Regions from separate parts of the Homo sapiens genome. Here region 2 is linked to region 1. The links are chromatin loops, found by intact Hi-C in ENCODE. Cell type or tissue: PC-9. All regions are shown on one strand.

Evidence for each region. Hi-C counts contacts between places; a loop is a spot of excess contacts. Peaks named below come from ENCODE experiments on the same cell type or tissue, not always from the same donor. Only the 100,000 strongest peaks of a DNase experiment are listed, where the experiment ranks them.
Region 2: it touches region 1 in a loop (7-fold over the local background); 5 of 110 quality-filtered maps call a loop at or near these places.

Annotation. Positions count from the first base shown.
Region 1 is chr2:64,602,235-64,610,234 of GRCh38, forward strand. LINC02579 (long intergenic non-protein coding RNA 2579) reads left to right here and starts at 5,078. Exons shown (of 4, transcript NR_034023.1): 1 at 5,078-5,186. LOC105374773 (a long non-coding RNA gene) reads right to left here and starts at 5,005. Exons shown (of 7, transcript XR_007086343.1): 1 at 4,794-5,005; 2 at 3,903-4,007; 3 at 291-392. RefSeq lists enhancers at 3,831-5,030, 4,546-4,595, 5,313-5,814, 5,815-6,314 and a silencer at 6,824-7,503. In PC-9, a CTCF peak has its summit at 7,571; DNase peaks (open chromatin) are centred at 2,911, 4,467 and 5,757; H3K4me3 peaks cover 2,450 bases; H3K27ac peaks cover 3,619 bases.
Region 2 is chr2:64,776,335-64,784,334 of GRCh38, forward strand. LOC105374776 (a long non-coding RNA gene) reads left to right here and starts at 879. Exons shown (of 3, transcript XR_002959393.2): 1 at 879-1,136. In PC-9, no CTCF peak of the experiment used is centred here; DNase peaks (open chromatin) are centred at 3,147 and 3,927; H3K4me3 peaks cover 105 bases; H3K27ac peaks cover 3,975 bases.

The DNA of each region.
Region 1 (8,000 bases):
CTCAGGACATGAGGAATCCTGAGCCCTCGAGGTCACAGAAGAGGTGGCCTGTGCATCACTCCTGGAAAAGAGGCAGAAAAGTGGCAACCAGAGTTCAAATGAGGGCACCGCCACTTCTGTTGTGAGACCATAGACCAGTATGTAAAATGTGGCTAGGAATTAAAGTAAAAAATACCAAAACAGCCTGCTTAGGGGAGTTAGAGATAACTCATTGTCTTCGTCTGTTTGGACTGCTATAACAAAATACATTAGACTGGATGATTTATAAACAACAGAAATGTGTTGCTTACGGTTCTGGAAGCTGCAAAGTCCGAGATCAAGGCGCCAGCAGACTCCGCGTCTGGTAAAGGTGCACTCTCCGCTTCGCAGATGACTTCCTACAGCGTCCTCACCTGGAGGGAGAGATAAGTAAGCGCCCAGGCCCCTTTTATAGGAGCACTAATCCCACTCACAAGGGCTCTGCCCTCGTGGCCTAACACCTCCCAGGTGCCCCAACTCTTAACACCACCACATTGGGGATTTGGTTTCAACATATAAATTTTGAGGGAGACACAAACATTCAGACCAGAGCACTAAACCCTTAGCACATGAATCTCCATAGGGTATGACTGCAACATCGACAACCACTTAGCATAATGCTTGGAAATAGTCAGTGCTCAATAAATGTTAGTTATTGTTTAGGGCACCAAGATCTTAGTGAGTATCTACATTGTATACTGCCTGGGTTGGGAGCTTTTTAGGGCATTAGGGTATTTAATATGCAGCACCTGATTCAATGAACTAATTAGGGACCGTCAGGTCAGCTGTTCACTATCAAATGATTATGAGCAACCTACTCTTGACTTAATGATGAGGCTACAGAAGTAAGCCCTGTCAGGAGGCTGGGAAGGGGCTCAGTTTGGGGAGACGGCCATGTGGCCCAGAATCACCCAAAGAGACCTCAGAGGGATCTCATAGGCATGTCCATAAAAGGTGACCCTTGGCAACCTGTCCACATTTTTAATTGTCTTATGATGGGCCCATGTTTTTAATTGTCTTGCGGTGGCCTGCAAGATGGGTGGGATGTGAACACGTGCAAAGGGAGTGATCAGCCAGGGCCCATCCTGGGAAGTAAATCCCAACAAAGACTATCCATCCATCCATTCATTCAACTTCTAATAAGCACGTACTATGTGCCAGGTGCTTGTGTGTTCCATCCCAAACTCACAGAGAGTGTTCACCCTTGGGTTTGTCAAGCATCTGGTACCTGGCCAAGCCCAGGAAGGTGAGTGGTGTCCTTTAGGGTATCTCATCTTCCTCCCTCGAGCCATCCCTAACTTCAAATATCTTAGATTTTATTTACTTGTTTATTTTACTGAAATTTTTTAGAATAAATTATGGACATTCTCCCATGTCACCCACACACACCAACACCATATCCAAAATAAAGGGATGATTTTCCATATCTAACCTCACCACTGTTATCACACCTAAGACAGTTAAACATAATTTCTGACTCCCATTTGAAATGAAGTCTATATTTGAATTCCTCCAAATGTCCCTAAAATGTCTTTTCTGGTTTGCCTGTTCAAACCAGGGGTTGCTCAAGGAAAATACATCTCATTTGGTTGTATGTTTCTTTTCATCTAGAACAGTTCTCCCATCTTTTTCTTTTTCTTTATAATTTCAACTTTTATTTTAGATTCAGGGGGTACATGTACAGACTTGTTACCTGGGCATATTGTATAATGCTGAGGTTTGGGGTATAAATGATCCTGCCACCCAGCTGGTGAACACAGTATGCAACAGTTAGTTTTTCAACCCTTCCCCTTCTCCCTCCCTCTCCTCTCTAGTAGTCTCTGGTATCTATTGTTGCCATCTTTATGTATGTCCATGAGAACCCAATGTTTAGCTCCCACTTATGTGAGAACATGTAGTATTTGGTTTTCTGTTCACATTAATTTGCTTAAGATTATGGCTTCCAGCTCCTCCTAGGTTGCTGCAGAGGACATGATTTCATTCTTTTTTATGGCTGCACTTTTATTTTTCATTACATGGCTTTTTTGAAGAGATCAGGCTAGTCGTCTTGTAGAATGTCCCACATTCTGGATTTATCTGATTGTCTCCTCCTAGTGTCATTTAGCTTGTCCCTCTATCCCCTATGCTTCCTCTCATGGTATCCATAAGCATGGGGGTGCTCAACAACCTCGTCATCCAGAAACCCCCAGCAGTGGGAACTGACCCTGTGGGTCATCACTCCTACTGGGCTATCCCAGCCCCATCAGGATTGGTCACCTGGTGCCTGGTCCTCCTTCCTCACAGGGGCCTTTCTCAGACCTGTGCTGAACTCCCTCCCTCCCCGCTTCAGCCTCTGCTGGAAGAAGCCTTTCCTGACCATTCACTGAAAGTGTGCCCCCCAACCTTCTCTAGATCCCAGCCTACTGTATTTTTCTTCTTATCACACCATATCATCCAATATATATTTACTGTTTATTTTGTGTTCTCTGTCTCTCCTGCCAACACTGTAAACTTAATTAGGACAGCGACCATTATTGCCACAATCACTACTGTATCCCCAGTGCCTAGAACAGCTTCTCATACAAAGAAGGCACCTCATAAACCTTGAATGAATGAGCGTATGAATGAATGGGCCCTATGGCTAATAATCCAATTCTAAGTATACCATCTACCCCAAGTAATATTGCTTGAGGGAATCATCTTCCCAGAAACACATACAAAATTCTGAAACTACACTTAACATTAAGCAGGGGAAAAACCACATCATCTATGAACAGCAACAAAGTCTCCCTGTGCAAGTTGTCTGGTCTTCCAGCCCTCAGGCCCACCCCGCCCTCTCCACCAGACTTTGGGCAACTCCTGGATCACTCAACCCAGGGTGAATCCAGGGCCGCTTAGCCATAAATACCATTTAGTCTCACTCAGCAAATATGAGCCCTATGAATTATAGCACTTGGCTTGGAGGATGATTTCTTTTGTCTGATTTTTTTCTAAGTCGAGTCTACTTTTTTCCTCCTTTTTCTTTCTTAGCCTTCAAACGCTGAACAAATTCTGCATTCAACTCCCAGCCAAGTTTTGTAGCTTGGAGCTGGCACTGAGCCAGAGGGCCCGGGCAGAGGAATCAAGGAGAGTCCCCGGAGCCAGGGTGGAAGCTGGGGTACAACCCACTGATGAGCAAAGGAGCAGGGCTAGCTTGTGTTTTGTTGGGATCAAACCAACAAATGAGACATGGCACAGTGCACCATCTAAAATGGAGCTTCTCACCCTGGCTCCCAGGGAGCCCAGGAACCCCCTGAAACTGTGTGCAACATCTTGTGAATATTTGCTTCCAAGCACCTTTCTGGGGAGAGGGTCTGTAGCTTTCATCAGTTTCCCAAGGGAGTTTGTGACATCCTCACTCCACCCCCAAAAAGAAGGGTAAGAAAAACACAGTGTCTGGCAGCTTTTCGGATACAGGATCAAAATTGTGTGAAACTCTTGCTATGCCCGCACCTCACCCAGGAGCTCAGGCTCATTTAGGAAACAAGGCCCGATTGAAGGAGGCAGGTTCGGGTTTTGTTTTATTTTCTTTTGTTGAGTTATCATTTCTTGAGAGCTTCCTGTATGCACAGCACAACATTAAGCTCTCTGACAACAACAATAATAGCTAGCTCTCAACCCAGCACTTAGCGCCAGGTCCTGTTCAAGGTGTTTTCTGTGTATTTGCTCATTGACTCTCCCAAGAGTCCTAAGAAATAGGTACCATTATTCTCATCTCACTTTACAGATGATAAAACTGAGGCACAGAAAAGGAACTTGCCCCAAAACCCACGGCAAGACAGATCTGAACCCAGGGGGTCTGGCTCCAGGCCCATGTGCCTATAGGACCCCTCAAGCTCTGTTATTTCATTGGAACCTACACTTACCTCCAAAGTATGTAGTCTTGTTTTCTCCGTTCTACAGGTGATAACACTGAGGTTGAACAACTTGCCCAAGGTCACCTCATGCTTTACACACCTGTCACTGTGAGACTGACAACCAGAGAACAGTCAAAGGAATTCAGAGGGGGTCATTTCAGGAAGGGGAGACAGGGGAAGAGTCAAGCAGGGGCGGTGGGAATCTGGGAGGTCATGGAGCTCAAGTGTGTGTGCCTGAAAAACCGCTCCCCGAGTGCTGAGGAGCAGCCAAGCCTCCTTCCAGAGCCCTCAGCCCAGGAGAGGTGGCTTACAGTCCCACAGGTGGAGGAGGAGCCTTAGGCTCAAGGTTAACACCCACTCTCCTTCCCTGTTCTGCATCACAGTCACGGGGGTCACCCAAGGAGTGCCTTGTATGGTAGAGAGAGATTAACAGGGCAGCCTCCCAGCAGTCCCCACCCCAACCCTGCTCCCTGGGCCAGCTGTCCCGCTGTCATTGACCCGGTCCCTATTTACAGTTCAGTAGCAGAGGCCTATGACTCAGGGACAGAGGGAATTCCCACGGTGCCAGGCCTCAGGCCATGTGGAGAGTGGCTCATTAAGAGCCACGGCACAGCGATTACCTCCAGAGAGGCGTGTGAGCAGGTACCTTGGAAGCTCTGTTTCTCATGTTTCTAAAGATCGCCAAGGTGTTGTGTTCTGAGTAATAATGAATTGCCTTCATTATTCACACGCACAACCTGCACCACCGCCCACAAAGGCCTTGGACACTCCTGCTGAAGAGGTCAAGTCAGCCCTCTGGTCCCAGCTCTCCCATTGACTGGCTGGTGGGTGTCAGCCTAAGAGCCGTATGGACTTCGTCAGTGCCGGAGTGTGAGGCCCTTTGTATTTTGGAGCCATTACCAGAAAGCAGAGCCTCCAGTAGACCTTTTTCAAACTTTCTGTGTGGTTTGCACGTTCGTCCACTGTACCGAGGTAGCATTTCTTCTCATTATGACTCCTGGGGCTGTCCGCCTGCCTCCGGTTCCCAAAACCCTGTGGGTGTGGAAGCTGTGAGGTAAGCAGAACATGGCCCAGCCCCCGGGCCCTGCTGATTGGTTCAGAAGTGGACCTCTGGCGCAGGCCCCTCCAACCACAACATCCTGAGCTCTTGGCAACAATTGTTTGGTGACGGCCTCAGCTTTTAACTAGAATTTTGGAGAAAAGCTGCAGTGTGTCTTTAACTTGTTAAGCTTGGGAGCTGCTATCGGAGAGTCTTGCATTCTGGGCCCAGCCACATCCCTGCTCTTGGTAAAGGTTAGTTATTTACCTTTAGTTAATTACCTTTACCAAAATTATTTGAGCAAAAAATAAATTATATACATGCACACGCGTGCACACACACACACACCCATACATATGTCTTTAAACTACTTAGAGGGGCGTTCCTGCCACTTGCAACCAGCCTGTCATATATACTTCTCTGAACCATCTGGACATTTTGCAGGAGGTTCCCTTTCTGCAGAGGGACAAAGGGGTTGGCTGGGGAGAACATGAAGGCCTTTGGGTTAATGTGTTGGAAGCTGCCGCCAAGCTTGTAAATGAAAAGCATCTTTGAACTCATTGAGTAAACGTATAGGAAAGTGGATTTAAATTGAACGTCATCTGCCTACCGTCTTGGAAGCACATGTGTATGGCCCCAAAGCTAAAGGCTGCTAGACTTCTGCACAGGAGCTTGCGGCCTGGTGGTAGTCACTTCCCTTGGCGGGGCTTCCAGGGGTCCAGCAGCCTCACCTGACACGTGACACAGGGGCAGAGCCAAGCAAAGCTTCAGCCTCCAGTGCGAGGTGCAGCCACAGCTATCTCCTGCCCAGCTGGATTTTCCAGTCCTGCCGGCACGTTCCTTCCTGTTCCTTCCCTCATCCTTTGGCAAACAGATATCTGCAAACTCAGGCACCCAGAGAGTGAGGGGATTCCCATGGGGCCCTTCCGTGGTATAGGCTCTTGGGGCTCTGCCAGCCTGCTCTTAGAGGCCGGGACTGGTGGGCTAGGCTGGCAAAGCTATCCTCCATGCCCCGCTCTCCTCCCTCCTGTCTTCCTTTCCTCCACCCACCTCGCAGCCCCTGGCCTGCCTTTACTCCCAGCTCTCCTCCCTGAACCAGACCCGCTCCACCCTCTGCCACTTACACCTTTAAGGTGGACAACTGAGCTGGAAGGAGCCTCAGAAACCATCCCCATCCAATCCAGTTCCTTTCCAGAAGGAGAAACTGAGGACAGGGAGGCGAAGTGAGCTGTTAAAAGTCACCATCTAAGGAGCTGTGCTGGGGATAGAACACGGGTGGCTACGCCGGGCATGGTGGTGCGCACCTGCAGTCCTGGCTGCTGGAGAAGCTGAGGCGGAAGGATCGCTTAAGCCCCGGAGTTCGAATCCAGCCTGGGCAAGGGGCGAGATCTTCCTTTCTTAAAAAAAAGGAAAAAAAGGGCCAGGCGAGGTGGCTCACGCCTGTAATCTCAGCACTTTGGGAGGCCAAGGCGGGCGGATCACTTGAGGTCAGGAGTTTGAGAGCAGCCTGGCCAACATGGTGAAACTCCGTCTCTACTAAAAATACAAAAATATTAGCCGGGCGTGGTGGCGCATGCCTGTAATCCCAGCTACTCGGGAGACTGAGGCAAGAGAATCGCTTGAACCCAGGAGGCGGAGGTTGCAGTGAGCCGAGATCGTGCCACTGCACTCCAGCCTGGGCGACAGAGCAAGACTCTGTCAAAAAAAAAAAAAAAAAAAAAAAAAGACAGAAGAAGGAAGGAAGGAAGGAGGAAGGAGAACCAGTGGCCAGCGCCCTGAGTGTGTTTGGAGAGGATTGGGGTGTGGGGGTGTGCGTTTGAAGCCTTGTGTCTCCTGTGGACAAGGAGGAGCGCTCTGTGCCCTGGGGGAAGCCAAGGGAGAGGAGGGGTTGGAGAGGCAGGGACCCCGTCCGCCTGGACACTCGGGAGTGAAGGCGTGACAGGCCTCAGCCGGCCGTCCCTCCTCGCGCCTCTGCCCCGGGGGACGCACGAGGACCAGAAAGCCGAGGGGGCGCAGGGCCTGCTCTGGCCGCCGGGCCCGGGATGCCAGGATGCGGGGGGCCGGGGCTGCCGGTGCTCTTGGGGGCAGGGGGAAGCTCCGCTCCCTCTACAGAGGACAACCGCCCCGCCGCCCCGGCAGCCTCCGAGGCGCCCTCTCCGCGCTTCACTCTCGGCCGCTCCCCCGGAGCCACGCGAGCCGGTCGTGGCGGCTGGACCCGAGCCTGGGAGCCTGCAGGCGGCCGCGCCGCGCTGCGCTGCCGAACCGCCCGGAGCCGCAGGTCCGCCGCCCGCCCGCTCGGGGGCGCCCCAGCTTCCGGCCTCCGGCGGCTTCCGCGTCGCGCTCCCAAGGCCCGGCGGCCGCGCCAGGTCCCCTCGGCGCCCCCCGTCCCCTCTGCCGGGCGCTCGCCCCCGCCTCCACCCTGGGATCTGAGCCCGGGCCGTCTCCCCGCGGCGCCGCGCCTGACGGTCACTCTCTCTGACCTCCTGGGCCCAGTCCTGGGGCCAAGAGCCGCATCCCCGGGGACCTTGGTAGAAAAATATGCGGCTCCTGTAGCCACCCAAGATCTTCTGGATGAGAACCCCTGCACCAGCAGACTGGGTGTCGTGGACCTCCAAGCGGTTTTGACGCTGCGGAAGCTTGAGAACCTCCGCTCTGGAGCCCAGACCCCGCTGGAGGGTGGACAGAGCGGGAGGGTGGACTGAGCCTCTCGGGGACAGCGACCCTGTCTTTGTTCCCTGAAATAGCAGGGAGTCCTGCTGATTATTGACTGGTGAGACAGGGAAAATGGTTCCTGCAGGCAGCCCTGGGGTACTTTAATAAAAATGGTCTTTCCTGGATGATGACCAGGAGTGACTTGGAAACTGACACAAATTTCCTCAAAGGATTGATCCATTTAGCATCTGTTTAGATTACATCCCAAGTTGTTGGCAATGGAGCTGGAAAAGCACTCTGACCCTCTATTGTCAATGGTCTCTGAGGGGCTCACAGCACCTGGCGTGGCTCACATATCCAGCATTCTGCCAGGAACGTGGACCCTTGCTTCATGGACGTCATTTATAGGCTGAGTG
Region 2 (8,000 bases), 170 kb after region 1:
AAGTTTATTCATTTTTAGCTTTTTATTTAAAGGGAGAGATATGTGACTCTTTCTTTCGCTTGAACACTTTGAGGCCATTGCAGGGTTACTAATTGGCCTGATTTTAATATTGTTGTGTCTCAGAGAATAGGGAGACCCAAGGCAGGAGAAAGAGAGAGAGAGAGAGAGAGAGACAGGGGAATGTCTGGTCAGTGGGGTAGATCACTATAACAAATAGAGTAACTACAAAACATTTGAAATACTGTGAGAATTGCCAGTATGTGACACAAAGACACAAAGGGAGCACACCCTGTTGGGAAAATGGCACTGATAGACTTGCTGAAGATAAGGTTGCCACAAACCTTCAATTTGTAAAAAGAAAAATACTCAATAGAAGAAGCCAAAACCCTGGCTGCATCTACAGAGAATTACATACCCTCACTTTATATACAGATACAAATTCAATAGAGGAAACAGCACCCATGTATGTCAACCGTGGCTCTCCTGTTTGGTTCACATTGAGCATGGGAAGACAGACAGTCAATAGGCTAGTACAGCGGTGTGCAAGTGGTGGCCTGCAAATCCTAAACAGGTGGGCAAACAAATTTAGCATAATCTGTGAAATGTGTTTTTACTGCACAGTAACATACAGTCACTACAATGACGTTAGCCAGGGGGTAGTGCCACCGGGTGTAGAGCTGTGTACAGCTTGCTGCCAATACATTAAATACTAAAGGAGTTACACCTAATACTAGAATATGGGTAGATGCATGTAAATGTATGGCCAGGGAAATAAGCTGGTGATACCCCCGAGAAAACTGTAGACACTTTTATAGTTAATGTGAGATGTTGCTTTGTAATTACTTCTCACTTATTTAGTCCTGTTTTGAATCTTTCAGTCTCTTCCAGTGCACAACCAAATTTTCAGGAATTTGGAAATGTGTCATGAGCACACAAAAGACACTGGATTTAAACAAATGTGAGTTATCATATGGTGTGGACTAAAACCATGTGAAACCAAGAGCAATAGCATTAAGATGGATGATGAGGAGCAAGGGAAAATGGAAATGGCGAGACTGTGGCCAGTGTTAGGCCGACATTGCAGCAGATCTACATTCCGCCGTGAGAACAGACATGGGGACAAAAGCCCAGACCTGGTAAGTTCCTTAACCTATGATGCGAGTGAGGACTATGGGAAATCATTCATTCATTCATTCATCTTTAAATCCATTAAGTAAGTGTTACTGAGCCTCTATCATATGCCACATGTTGTGTCCTGGGAGATGAAGACATCACAATAAGAGAAACTGTGTCTGTCCTCATTGAGCTGTTATCCTAGCTGGGGAGATGGACACAAACCAAGTAAACTGAGAAAACAAGGACAAGTAACAGTGTGTTATGAAGAAAGCCAACAAGGGGCTGAGATATAGAATGGTGTGTTTGGGAGATGTTATGGATTGAATGTTTACATCCTCCCAAAATTCATATATTGAAGCCTTAACTCCCAATGTGAAGGTATTTGGAGATGATACCTTTGGAAGGTAATTAGACCATGACCGTGGAGCCCTAAGGATGGGATATGTGCCTTTATAAGATGAGACCAGAGCTCTCTATCTCTGTCTCTCTGTCTCTCTGTCTCTCTCCAAGCAGGCACAAAGAAAGGGTCATGTGTGTGCATGCCTACCAGCCTGAAACAGTCCTCACCCAAAACTGGCCATGCTGGCGCCCTGATCTCAGACTTGCAACCTCTAGAATGTTGTGTAAGCCACCCAGTCTACAGAATTTTATTATTGCAACTTGAGCGATAACACAGGAGGGAAGACTTGTAGTAGAGAGGGTAAACTGGGAAGGCTTCTAAGACCTCCTAAGTTTGACTTCCCTCCTCAACTCTTAGCACCCAGCAAAACAGCCTCTGGAGTTACATGGAGACTCCAGTTAGAGAAGCTCTGTATGTGGCCCTGTATCAAGTAAAAGGTCTTTATATTTTTCAAATGGATGAAGAGTGGTAGGGGATCACCAGCGTAGTTCAGAATAACCTCATAAAGAGAGCTTAAAGTCTCTCAGAGGTGAAAAAAGAATGTCTATTACTTAGGAGAACCAGTAGTGAGTGGTGTCAGAGAAGTAAAAGGAGGGGATTTCAAAGATTGTAGTTATTAGACCCACCATTAGATCATGTTAATTGATGTTTTAGTAAAGAAGCAAATATGTTACTACATCACAATTTACATGTGGACACCTTCCATTCTTATTCTCTTTTCTGTCTTTACATTTCTCTTTACCCTATCACTAACATGCTGTATATTTTAGTGATTTTTCTCTCTGTCCTATGAGACTATAAACTCCCTGAGGGCAGAGATTTTTGTCTGTTTTGTTCATGGCTGTATCTCAGAGCCTAGAACAGGCCTTAACCAGCACATAGTTGAACAAATGCTCAATAAACAGCTGTTGATCAACTGACTGATTTTTCAGTTGACTGACTGACTCTTTTCTGAATAAAGCCATAAGCCCCTTTGTCATACAAATTCCCTCATATCCCTTAAAACACACCTAGCAGATGTCAGACATGTTGCAGATGACCAAGTGGATGTTGGTGATTGAACTGTCTGTCCAGAGTCCTGGACCTAACCTTTCAGGGCTCTTTTTTTTCTCCTATTAACCCACGACTTACTGACCGTGAGAGAAATAGAGTCTGGATTGAAGACAAGCTGGTGTCCTGTAAAGAATGAGCACATAAAACAGTTCAGCAAGTGGCTTCTTTGATTTACTTGTGAAAAAATAGCAACAAAACATTTCAGCAAGGATACCACTCCTAGGTGGCTATGCAGGCAGCACTGAAGTGTAAAGGCACTCCTGAGGCCACAGTCATGCCAGATTTCCCCCTTTGTGAAATGAAACAGATATGACCCTACCTTGCAAGGTGGTTGTCAAAATCAGGGCACGGTAAATGCAAAGTATCCATGGCAATGCTTATACACAGGATGTGTTCACTGAATGATGACGATTTGAGAATGAAGTTGGGCAGCCCTCATCCAGTGCAGCCTCAGCATTGCTGGTAATAAATATGTGACCCATTCTAAAGCTCTCTTGGCAGCCTTATCTGATATAGATTCTGAGGTCACAGTCATTTCTTAAGGCCACAAGACCGTGCCAAGACCCACTCAGGTATTTTACGCAGTTTATTTCCTTCCTCATCCAGCAGCATCAATGACTTTAGACATTAAACATTGGAAGAATGCTTCTGTGTCATACTTTAAAACTGATTAGGACTGCGTCCAAAAATAACATCAAAAGAATTCTCCAGTTTCCAGATAGGAGCCAGTGCTGTGAGCTGTCCTAATGCCACAGATAAAACAAGAGGGGTGCTGCCATCTTTTCTAGGAGAGTGAATTCTCCTCTTTATATATGGAGGAAAAATTCTCTGCAGTGAGGAAATCATTGATTAATCCCACGAAACCCATACTTTGACATTGGTTGCCTTTTCCTCTGAAAGTTTTACTTTTCCTTTCCTCCCTTTTTCTTTTTCTTTTTTTTTTCTTTTGAGATGGAGTTTCTCTCTTGTTTCCCAGGCTGGAGTGCAATGGCGTGATCTTGGCTCACTGCAACCTCCGCCTCTCGGATTCAAGCGATTCTCCTGCCTCAGCCTTCTGAGTAGCTGGGATTACAGGCATGCACCACCATGCGCGGCTAATTTTGTATCTTTAATAGAGAAGGGGTTTCTCCATGTTGGTCAGGCTGGTCTCGAACTCCCGACCTCAGGTGATCCATCTGCCTCGGCCTCCCAAAGTGCTGAGATTACAGGCGTGAGCCACCATGCCCGGCCCTTTCCTCCCTTTTTCAAAAATTCTCATCCAATTATTACTTCCTCTCAGCTCCTCTCTATTAATCACTTTCCTGTTTGCTGACTTTCCTTTTCTTCTCTCTCATGTTTGCCTGCTGTACTTAATCTTTGGTGAATCACTTTATTTTTTCACTTGCCTACTCCACAGTTCTTCCGAGTGAGATCTGAAGTTCTTAAGCTCCTTTTCTCTCCTGTGTGGCTCTTCTGACCTTTAAGATACAGTGGCTACCACTCTGGCTCAGAATGCTGCAAACCTCCCTTTTCCACCAAGTCCATTTAGTTTAGAAGAAGCTTTTTTTTGTTTGTTTGTTTTTGAGACGGAGTCTCGCTCTGTTGCCCAGGCTGGCATGCAGTGGCATGATCTCGGCTCACTGCAACCTCCGCCTCAAGGGTTCAGGTAATTCTCCTGCCTCAGCCTCCTGAGTAGCTGGGATTACAGGCGCAAGCCACCATGCCTGGCTCATTTTATTTTTAGGAGAGGCAGGGTTTCACCATGTTGGCCAGGCTGGTCTCGAACTCCTAACCTCAGGTGATCCGCCAGCCTCTGCCTCCCAAAGTGCTGGGATTACAGGTTTGAGCCACCGTGCCTGGCCTAGAAGAAGCTTTAGTTCCTTCTACTTAATGGCCAAGGCCTCAGAGAGACTCTCAGACTAGGAAAATGGCATGCTCAGTGAATCCTTGTTTCCTTACAGCCTGAAAGAGTTAATATGCAAACAGCACTTTATGAATACAAAGGATAGGCTGACATATTAGGGAAAATAGAGTGCCTTGTATGTTGCTGCCTCCTTCAGAACAATTTGAGGCTAAGAGAGCTCGTAGGCCTTAGCAGGTGTTGTTAGCACACACAGGGAGCCAGGAGAACCCCTTGGCCTCAGGGCCATAGCTACATGCCCTCTGAGTTTTGTTAGGAAGGTCCTGCCCCTCCATTTTTCTTTTCTTTTTTTTTTTTTTTTTTGAGATGGAGTCTTGCTTTGTTGCTCAGGCTGTGTAGTGCAGTGGTGCAATTTCAGCTCACTGCAACCTCCACCTTCCAGGTTCAAGCAATTCTCCTGCCTCAGCCTTCTAAGTAGCTGGGATTACAGGCGCGTGCCACCACACCCAGCTAATTTTTTGTATTTTTAGTAGAGACGGGGTTTCGCCATGTTGGCCAGGCTGGTCTCAAACTCCTGACCTCAAGTGATCCACCCACCTCAGCCTTCCAAAGTGCTGGGATTACAGGCATAAGCCGCTGCGCCCGGCCCCTGCACCTCCTTTTGTTATGGCCCCCATGAGTACCCAACTCACCTCTCACCTCTGCTCCAACTTCTTGGCCAACACAACACATCAGAGAGAACTGGACCTTGGCTCATTCCTTTCCAGTGGCCAACCAGCCAAGAGAACACCTGCTTTTCATTCTCTTCAGGGAAGTGTGAACTTTTCCCTTGGGGCTATAACCTGCACCTATGCTATAACACCCTTCCCCTCCACCACAACACATCTTGTAGCCTAACTACAGAAGGTGCCCAAGAAACCCCCAAAGTTTGCTCCTCACAGTCTAGGGTCACCCCTCAGCTATTACCAAGCCAGGGAGTGAGACTCCATGGTGGACAATTTATCTCTATAATTTTGTTTTCCTTTGTCTACATTTGGTCAGCATAAACACTTCTGAAAAATGGGCTGCAGCTGATGCCTTTTAGTTTAGTTCCCTTTAATGGGAATTTATAAAATGACTCTTACTATGCGGAACACATGTTCTAAGTATTCAGTTACTTGATGGATTGAAACAGTGCTGAGAGATATAGAACACATGCTTAAAAATATTCCTAAAATGCCTAATTACCCTGTGGACCAATCAGATACATAATATACATTTTAATATACCATTTAATTGTTGTTTACCAGGAGACAGGAACCTTTCTGGTCTCTTGGGTTAAACTACAGATTTTTAGAAACTGTCTAAATACGTATTTACTTGATTCATTCTGATCTCTTGGGTGAAGAATCCTTTTTCCAAAGAAGTGGCTTTACATGCAAAACAAGACAATTAAATACTCTGAGGTGGTGGTTACTCATGAAAAGACAATGGCTTTATCTTTCATGATTCAGGGATAAAAATCCCAAAGCTCAGCCAAGCCCCAGAGCCCTAAAAATAATCTACACTGGTAACTCTACATCACTGAAGCTCACCCACCTCAGAACAACTGAATATTTTTTCATCATAACAATCTCTGATAAAAATGTTTAAATTGCATTATGCTGGCTTCTTTAAAAGAGAACAGTAAGGATTTATGACTGGATATTTCTACCTCCAGAACCCAGCAAGTCCAAGGGAGAACTCATTATCTCCCTATCTGAAAATCCTGTTTCTCCTCCCCAATTCCCGATCTCAAGAAATAGTACTGTATCCACCCAGTACTGATGTAGGAAACCAAAGCGCCCTTCTTGACTGTCTTCCCTCTCTCTCTTACCTTCACTCAATCAGAAATTATTTGGGCATGTTATTTAGCTCCTCTGCATCTCAGTTTCCTCATCTGTAGAATGAGGATTATAATAGTTCAGACTGGGCCTGGTGCAGTGGCTCATGCCTGTAATCCCCAGCACTTTGGGAAGCTGAGGTGGGAGGATCGCTTGAACCCAGGAGTTCGAGACCAGCCTGGCCAACGTAGCAAGACCTTGTCTTTATTGTCTTTAAAATAATAATTTTAAAAAATAGTACAGACCTCACAAGGTTGTCATTGTAAGTTTTCAATGTCCAGTGCTTGTGATTGTGCCTAGCACATCATAAGTGTCATATATGGGTGTTCTTTCTCCTTCTCCCACCACATTAAACATCTCTAGAGTCTGTTTCCTTCTCCCCATTACCACTGCCAATGCCCTAAATCTAGCTACTGTTGAATTCCTCTCACCTGTTCCTCAAATTGGTTTCCAAGCATTCACTGTCTCTGACCTCACCCAACCCCTTTCCAATCCATTCTTTGCAAGGAAGAGCCATCTCCCACATTCAAATCTGAGCATATCTTTTCTATGCCTGAAAGCCTACCATGGCTCTCCCCAAGTCCAGCTTCTAGAAATGGCTTTTAAGGCCCTATGTGATCGGCCTCTGCTTCCCACTCCAGCCCTGTGTTCCAGAAGGTTATGGTTAATGGAAGTCTGACTTCAGCATGAAGCATCATGGATCCTGTCCCCCTTCCTAGTAATAAGGGAATCCTCCCAATGAGGTGGCTTCCAAAGTGTGAGGAAATCATGTTGCCTCCCCTAAGTCCTTCCTCTACCCAAAGCGTGAGGTTACACGTTTAGTTTTCTTGTCCTCTTAACACAACAGTACTCCCTGGGAGGGCCAATATTCTAAGCTTCTTTCCTACTGAGCTTTGGTGGATAACCAGCTTCTCATGAGAGATGATGAAAAAGTTTGATTTATGGCCCAAGACAGAGGGCATGGGCTAGCAAGGTGGACCACAGCACCTAATCGAAAGTGACAAAACACAACTACATGGGAGAAACCTCAGTCTCATTGTGATGGGAGGGAAGTGGACCTGTTTCCTCCTAGGAGAGCAAGAGGATCAGGAGTCCTAAGATAATGTTTCTCAAATTGGAGTGTGCATGAGACCCACCTGGAGGGCTTGTTCAAACATATTGTGGGGTCCCACCACAGAGATCCAGATTCAGTGGGTCTGGTGTGGAGTCTGAGAATCTGCACCTCTCACAAGTTCCCCGGTGATGCCAAGCTGCTGGTCCCAGGGTCCTACTTGGAGAACCACTGCTCAGGGGGACTGTCACGGGAAGCCTACAGTCCTGGGCAGAGGGAGCAGGATCTTCCTTGCTTCCCCCATCTCTAAGTCCAGGGCTGGGAGGGGAAATGTAATGCAGACATTGTTATTCACCACAATGCTTAGGGAGAGCTTGGTGTGTGTTTGGGAGGGATACTTTGATAAACCACTGGGATGGAGGGTGACCCCAACAGCTTGTTTCTGCTACCAAAAGTGGACACTAAATGGCTTACCTACAAGTAGAGAGATTCGTTCTGGTCTTAGGGGAAGGGGGAAAGGAAGGCAAATGAGGAGAACTAGTCAGATGACAAAAGGCAGTAGGCTTCAACATGGGCCCTTCCCAGTGGAACTTCCACTTTCAGAAAAGTTGACTACACTCACGAAATGCTTGGGGGAGAGGCCTGTTAGTAGGTGAAGGTCTGAGCTTTTCCCAAGTG